2 separate regions of the Mus musculus genome follow, and region 2 is linked to region 1. The links are chromatin contacts, found by Hi-C or POLR2A ChIA-PET in ENCODE. All regions are on one chromosome and are shown on one strand. The core of a region is the stretch at or near the end of the contact, and the rest is flanking DNA. Distances in the headings are between cores, read along the strand shown. Region 1 holds the start of Nap1l4 (nucleosome assembly protein 1-like 4). Region 2 holds the start of Cars (cysteinyl-tRNA synthetase).

Region 1 (3,466 bases), core at 248-2,747:
ATCACTATTATTTTCACCAGCTATTCTATATTAACTGTGAAAAACAGTTCGGGATTTAAAGCTAAAACATCAAAATGTGTTTAAATGTTATGACACTGTGAACCAATATTGGTCAACTAAGGGGGGGGGTTGAGACCGACAACTGAGTTTTACAGCATCTACTTTAGTTAAAATGATACAGCTGTAGACTACCCGACAGGTGAACTATACTCTAGTCCTATCAAAGCCCTGCTTTCTCTGAATCTTACTGTTCATCTGAATATTTGTTTCAATACGTTATTTATTTAATAATAAACATTTATTATTAAAACTGAGCCAGATTAAATCTATTTGAATTTAGATGCAAGGTACCATCACACTTAACCTATCAGGGACTTAATTTGCAATACAGGTCGAATACTCCTATACCAAAAAAAAAAAAAAAAAAAGAAGAAGAAGAAAAGAAATCAGAACGTCCCAAAACCCACTTCTTTTCGAGCACATTTTGGATTTCCAGATTAGGTACGCTCATCTGTCAGACCTACAAATATTCCACAAACCGAACCACTTCAAAACCCAGGCGTTTCTTGCTAATGCACAGTCAGCCTGTTGCACCTACATCACGTACTATTGTGAATGAGTTAAGACACGTCAGGAGCTTAAAGGAGCCCCTGGTGTGTAGTAAGCGGAGATTAGTCACCGAGAGGAAGCAACTACTATGACAGGAAGGCGGCAGTAACTTAAAAGCATTTAACTTTTGGACCAAAAACTTAAACTTGAGTCTTTTTGCTGTGGAATATGCATATGCTCGTTACCGCAGCGCACGCGCCGGAAGCTACCGCGGAAATTCCTCCAAGAGGCAGCGAAGCAGAGTTGGAGGAAGTGCGGGCCAACTTGCCCCAAGGATACCCTCGGAAGAAGGGGTACTGCTGACGACCCTGAACCCGTTAGGGGCGCCCGGGTCTGAAGGCTCAGTGTGTGTCACTAGGCTGGCTCCGCCTCCACCGCAGGCTCAGAGAGTGAGGTCTGGCTCAGAGACCGGGGCACTGTGCGGAGAGCATGCAAAGCCCGGAAGGGCGAGGCGGCGGCCCAGTAGACCCCTTCCTTCCCAGGCGCGGTCTGAGACGAGGCGTACCCAGGCCCACCTCGCTGGGGAGGCCTTGTCCTCTCAAGGAACCGCCTGCGCCGCTTCGCGTGGGTTCTCGGGCGGCGGGAACAAAGCGCGCTGACCTTCAGCCGGGGGCGGGGCTGCACGGAGGAGGGACCGGCCCGCCATCCGCCGCCACCCGCCACCCGGACCTCTGACCCGGTCGCCGCCCGCCTCTGCTCGCCGCCATGGCGCGTCGGCCTGCCCGCGCCGCCCACTCCTCCCCGTCTCCGCCTCCTCCGCCCCAGTCCCTCGCCAGCCGCCCGCCGCGCCGTTACCCGCCAGCACCGCACCTCGCGCCTCCTGCGGCAGTGGCGCCTGTCCTAAGCTCGCTCCGGGGCTGCACCGCCGTGGTCGCCAACAAAACCACCTGCCATTGGCCGTATCGCCGGGCTCCACCCTCTGCGAGCAAAACGGGCGACGAATGGACAATAGAGCTGTTTATCAACTGCACCAGGCACTAGGAAAGGCGGTATCCAATCAAAATCTGTTGAGGGAGCACGGCGTCCAGCCTAAGCCCGCGAGCTATATGTAGTTAGAGTAGTGACGTGTGTTCCGGCGCACGCGCAGTTCGTGCTTCTTTAAAGGGGCTGCTGGGCGCGCGTGTAGGACTTTGGGCTTGTTACAACCTCTAGGGTTTGAGCTTCCTGGACCACATCGGCAACGCTCTTTCCAGATTACTTACAACTCCCTGCCTTCCCCCGGCCTGGGAAAAGCACCGCCTACTTCTCAAGGCCTTCTGACCCTCTGTCTACAGTGCCTGCCTGGCATGGGACTACCCTTCTGATAGAAAAGTTCAGCACATCTGTACTGGCTGGTTTTGTGTGTCAATTTGATACAAACTAGAGTTATCTGAAAGGAGGGAGCTTTGAGAAAATGCCTCCATAGGATCCAACTGTAAGGCATTTTCTCAATGATTGGTGGGAGAGGACCCAGCCCATTGTGGGTAGTACCACCCCTGGGCTTATTGGTGGTGTCTGTAAGAAAGCAAGCTGCACAAGCCAGTAAGCAGCACCCCTCCATGGCCTGTGCATCAGCTTCTGCCTCCAGGTTCCAGCCCTGCTTGAGTTCCTATCCTGACTTCCTTCAGTAATGAACAGCAATATAGACGTGTAAGCCAAATAAACCCTTTCCTCCCTAACTTGCTTTTTGGTCATGGTGTTTTCATTGAAGCAATAGACAACATCTGATAAGAATAAATAACTTGCTTGCAGATAATGTGTGTTTTCCTAACAAATTCTACGAACAGGGCAGTTGGAAACAAAGCTGGGTATGGTGCAACATGCATGCCTTCAATCCCAGTACTTCTGAGATAAGAGATACAGGTGACAGAATGAGCAGTTTGTCACTTCCAACTATGTAGCCAGTGTGGGGCCAGTCTGAGCAACATGCAACCCTGTCTGAAAAACAAAAACTTAAAATGAAGTGTGGTTACTGAAGGCCAGAAGGTCTACAGCATTGTTTTTCTGTATTACTTCTCTTTCATTCTTAAATTGGAACTATGTATAAACAGTTTCGCTTACAAAATTAAGGAAAGTAAATAAGCTCGTATGTTTTTACTTACATTTTTTTCTGACATACATTTTTTTTTCCTGACATTTTGATTGGTTAGTGGCTGGTTTTGCTTTTCCACGACAGGGTTTCTCTGTGTAGCCCTAGCTGTTCTGGAACTCGATCTGTAGACCAGGATGCCCTCAAACTCACAGAAATCCACCTGCCTCTGCCTCTCCGGTGCTGAGATTAAAGCCGTGCAGCAGCACCACCAGGTTTTTACTTCATTTTTATTTGGGGAGTGGATGTGGTTAAATCAGACAAGTATAGAAAATAGTTTGGTAGCCAGGGACTTATTTGGTTTGGACTACACATAATGCTTTTCTAATAATGCTCTGGGCAGTGTAAAAGTCCCCCCAACATATTTTTAAAAAAGATTTATTTATTGTATATAAGTACACTGCAGCTGTCTTCAGACACACTAGAAGAGAGCATCAGATCCCATTACAGATGGTTGTGAGCCACTATGCGGTTGCTGGAATTGAACTCAGGACCTCTGGAAGAGCAGTCAGTGCTCTTAACCGCTGAGCCATCTCTCCAGCCCAAACCCCCCTTTTTAATATTAAGTAAGACACCAGGCAGTAGTGGCACACACCTTTAATCCCAGCACTCAGGAAGAAGAGGCAGACAGATCTCTAGAAATTCAAGGCCAGCCTCGTGGGCCTGTCACAGAGTATTTCTGATCTGTACTATTCACTTTTGGATACTATTTCCTTGCTACCTTACAATCTGTGTGTATCTTTATTTCAATTCCTTGAATAAAACACTCAGACCCCAATAACTGGTAAT
Region 2 (3,466 bases), core at 597-3,096, 51 kb after region 1:
GATGGATGGATGGATGGAGTCGCAGAGTCCCATTCTTGACAGACCTGGTCCTTACACACCTGGCACTGTTCCAAGTTCTTCCTATGACTACACCACCCTCAGTGGCAGGACCCATTTCCTGTAATGTGAGTATGGGCATAGTTGTGATCCTAGACCTGTTGGGCAGCTCAGGGTGGAGCTGCTGGCCATGCTTCTGTGTTATAGTAGTCTAGGTGGACTTACAAAAGCTGCTGTGGGTGAAGCAGATAGAAACTAGGCATGCCAGTTGAGTGGAATGCTAGAATACAAAGGTAGGTACCACTGTCACTAGGCACATGCTAAGCAGTCTTGTCATCTGGGTACTCAGGTGATCAGAATCCAGCAAGGCCACAGTAACCACAGAGCACCACAGGATGCCTGAGAGATCTTGGAGACAGGTAACTGAGAAGTCAGAGCTCACATCTAATTTCTGGCTTCATCACAGAGACTAAAACCTACACTAAGCATTCTGCCTTTGAAGGCTTGCTTCTCACCTTCCAGGATATGGGCCAAGGCCTTTGCTCTTTCTAGAACCCACTTGCTAAAAAGATGAGAAAAGACACTGCTCTTCAGCGATCTGCCAAGGCCCAGGTCTACCCTGGGGTGACGTAAGTGACTGCTTTCTGAGGGAATCTCCCAATTGGCAATAAAGTAGATTGCCAATGATGCTCTGACAGTGATGCTCTGACTGGACAGGTCTCTGTGGTGACTGCTGACCACACTGGAGATTAAAGCCTTCATAAATCCCCAAGCTCTTTCATGTATGCGTACACGGAGTCCCTGCTTCCTCTGCCCTACTTCCCTAAGTACCAACCTCATGTGCCCTTCCGCCCACCTGCTTGGGCAGAAGACCAAAACAATCTTTGGGCCTTTGCCTTACCCCCAAAGTCCAGCCAGGGCAGGAGGGGGAGTGGTGAGGTCTCATCCAGGTACCAACTAGAGTCAGGCTATTTGAAACAGGACCATCTCTCCTATTGCTGAGTATCCAAGGAAACTTTAGCCTTAACCCAATCAAAAAATTGAAGCTGAGGAAGGGAGGCACTTACAAGACAGGAGTCAGGTCCCACCAAGGAGTACTCTAGCTTCAGGGAGTCATGGCAGCCACCCCCAGGTCCTGGCCTGCCACTGTCCATTGAGACGCTGGCCATCCCCAGAGCTTTGGTTTTGCACTGCCCACTTGGGCCACGGCTGTCCCCACAGGCTTACCGGAGAACGTTTTATCCCAGAGCCCTGGACTGGATACTACTCACCTGAGGATCCATCTCTGCCCACTCCAGTCACTGCCTAATCCAGATCTCTAGCTTGTCACTGCCCACCTGGGCATGCACTGTTCCTAGAGCCCTGACCTAGCCACTGCCCAACCCAATAGCCTCCACTCTAGAGCCCTGGCTGGTCACTTCCCGCCCAGGGATCCTCTGCCGAACAGCCTTTGCCTGCCACTGCCCATTTAAGCCTTTACTATCTTCGGATCACTGGTCTGGGCACTGCCCACTTAGTCCATGGTTGTCCCCACAGACCCGACCTGAGCACTGAGTCCCTGGGTCTTGCTGCCCCCAACCCCTGGCTCGCTTGGCATTACCCACTCGTTCCACCGCTGTCGCCACAGCACTGGCCTGGGCACTGCCTCCTTGGACCATGCTGCCCACACAGCCCCAGCCCGGTACTGCCTACTCGGGCCATGCTTGTACCCAGAGCTCCACAGTCATCCCGCAAACCTCACCCTGCTCCGCGGAGGAACCTGCCATCACTGGGAATCAAGACCCGCGGCCGCCGCCACAGACGCCTTCCAGAATCTGATGCAACCGCGGCGCCGGAAGTCCCGCCCCACCAGTCGTCTTCCGGGCATGTCCAGTAGCTAGGCAACTGCAAACTGACGCCGACGTGGGGCATGATGGGAGAATACTATGGTTTACGCTGGCGCGGAACTTAATAGACACCAAAGGGCTAAGACAGTGAGAAGCGCAAACCCGGGCTGCTGAAGAGGGCTGGGAGGGGCGGGACGAAATGGGGGAGTGGGAGGGGCGAGGAGCTGGGTAGAGGGGCGGGGCAAAACGAGTAGAGATTAAAGAGATGCAAGGGAAAGGGTGGGGCAAGGGACTCAGCGACTGGAGGAGAGGGGCGAGGAAGACGCCTTTTTCTGAGACACTCTCCAAAAGGCCACACAAGCCTGGAAACAGGTGGTTCCTGTTACACTCTCTCCTGAATCCTTTTATTTCCTGTGTGTTCCTTAATTCCTGATGTCGCCTCCCAAGACACACCATCAGAGGGAGGTTTATGAGAAGAAATGGAAAGTATTATTTTAGAAACATAGCCAGGTATATAGCGAGACCCTGTCTCACAATTTTTTTTTTTTTTTAAAAGCTCCGTTTTGAGGTTGGAAGATGGTTCGGTGGTCAAGAGCACGGCTGCTCTTCTGGAGGACACCGGTTTGATTTCTAGCACTCACAACTGCTCACAACCGGTTGTAACTTCAGTTCCATGGGATCCTAACCCTCTTTTGATCCTTGTGGGCTTTGCATGCCTGTGGTGAAAAAGACATGTGTTGTGTGTGTGTGCAGGGAAATAAATAAATACAATTATATATTCTGGTATATATATATTCTGGCAACCATGGTCTTAATTCCTGGAAACTCAGGAGGGAGAAGCAGGCAGTTCTCAGTGAGTTCCAAGTCAGCCATGGCTCCATAAGAGACTCTGTCTCAACATAAATAAATAATTAATTAAAAAATAATTGATACTTGGTAATATGTATTGTTTGGTTATGTACCCTTGGGACAAGGGACTGAGGTGCAAATTTTATATTTCAAAGCAAACCTGGCCTCCAGGTTCTCTCAGCATCCCTCAGTCCCTACCTGGCATACCCTTGCTGTAACCCTGAACTTTCCAGCCCAGGGGCTGGACTGCCCTTCCCCCAGAGGCTCTTCCCTATATAAACCAGATGTTTTGGTCTTCCTCATCGCTCCTCCTGTCTTCTCTATGTTCACACCCTTTCTCTTTCTCTCTCCTCCCCCACCATGGTGACTTCCTTGGCCTCAGTCCTTGGGGCCAGTGAACTTTCGCCTGAGAGCAGCTTCCTAATAAACCTGCCTATATGTACTCTAATCAGGCTTGAATTGGTTCATTTCATGGGCAGCAGAGAAATAATGTATCACATAGGTCTTAGTTAGGGTCTTACTGCTGTGAAGAGACACCATGACCAAGGCAACTCTTATAAGGACAACATTTAATTGGGGTTGGTTTACAGGTTCAGTGGTTCAGTACATTATCATCAAGGCAGGAGGTGAGAGTTAGACCTCTTCAGCTGAAGGCCGCTAGAAGACTGGCTTCCAGGCAGCTAGAATGAGGGTGTTAAAGCCCAAACCCACGGTGACACACCTATTCTAACAAGGCACTCCTAATAGTGCAACTCCCTGGGCCAAGCATATACAAACCCATTATATACATACAT

What was found. A loop is a pair of places that touch in the nucleus more often than their neighbours do. ChIA-PET counts read pairs that join two places held with the same protein, here RNA polymerase II (POLR2A).
Region 2: a loop to region 1 is called in a map of left cerebral cortex, with 2.1 times the contacts of the local background. The contact joins the promoter of Cars here to the promoter of Nap1l4 in region 1. A Hi-C loop is called at or near these places in 1 of 37 maps with a recorded cell type or tissue (left cerebral cortex). POLR2A ChIA-PET finds 5 or more read pairs at or near these places in 4 of 5 experiments (Patski and embryonic stem cell).

The regions. Positions count from the first base shown.
Region 1 is chr7:143,547,623-143,551,088 of GRCm38, forward strand. It overlaps Nap1l4 (nucleosome assembly protein 1-like 4), which reads right to left and starts at 1,498. Exons shown (of 16, transcript NM_008672.3): 1 at 1,420-1,498.
Region 2 is chr7:143,598,244-143,601,709 of GRCm38, forward strand. It overlaps Cars (cysteinyl-tRNA synthetase), which reads right to left and starts at 1,847. Exons shown (of 23, transcript NM_013742.5): 1 at 1,739-1,847. The coding sequence starts at 1,763. Gm15579 (a long non-coding RNA gene) reads left to right here and starts at 1,861. Exons shown (of 2, transcript XR_870064.3): 1 at 1,861-1,970; 2 at 2,380-2,615.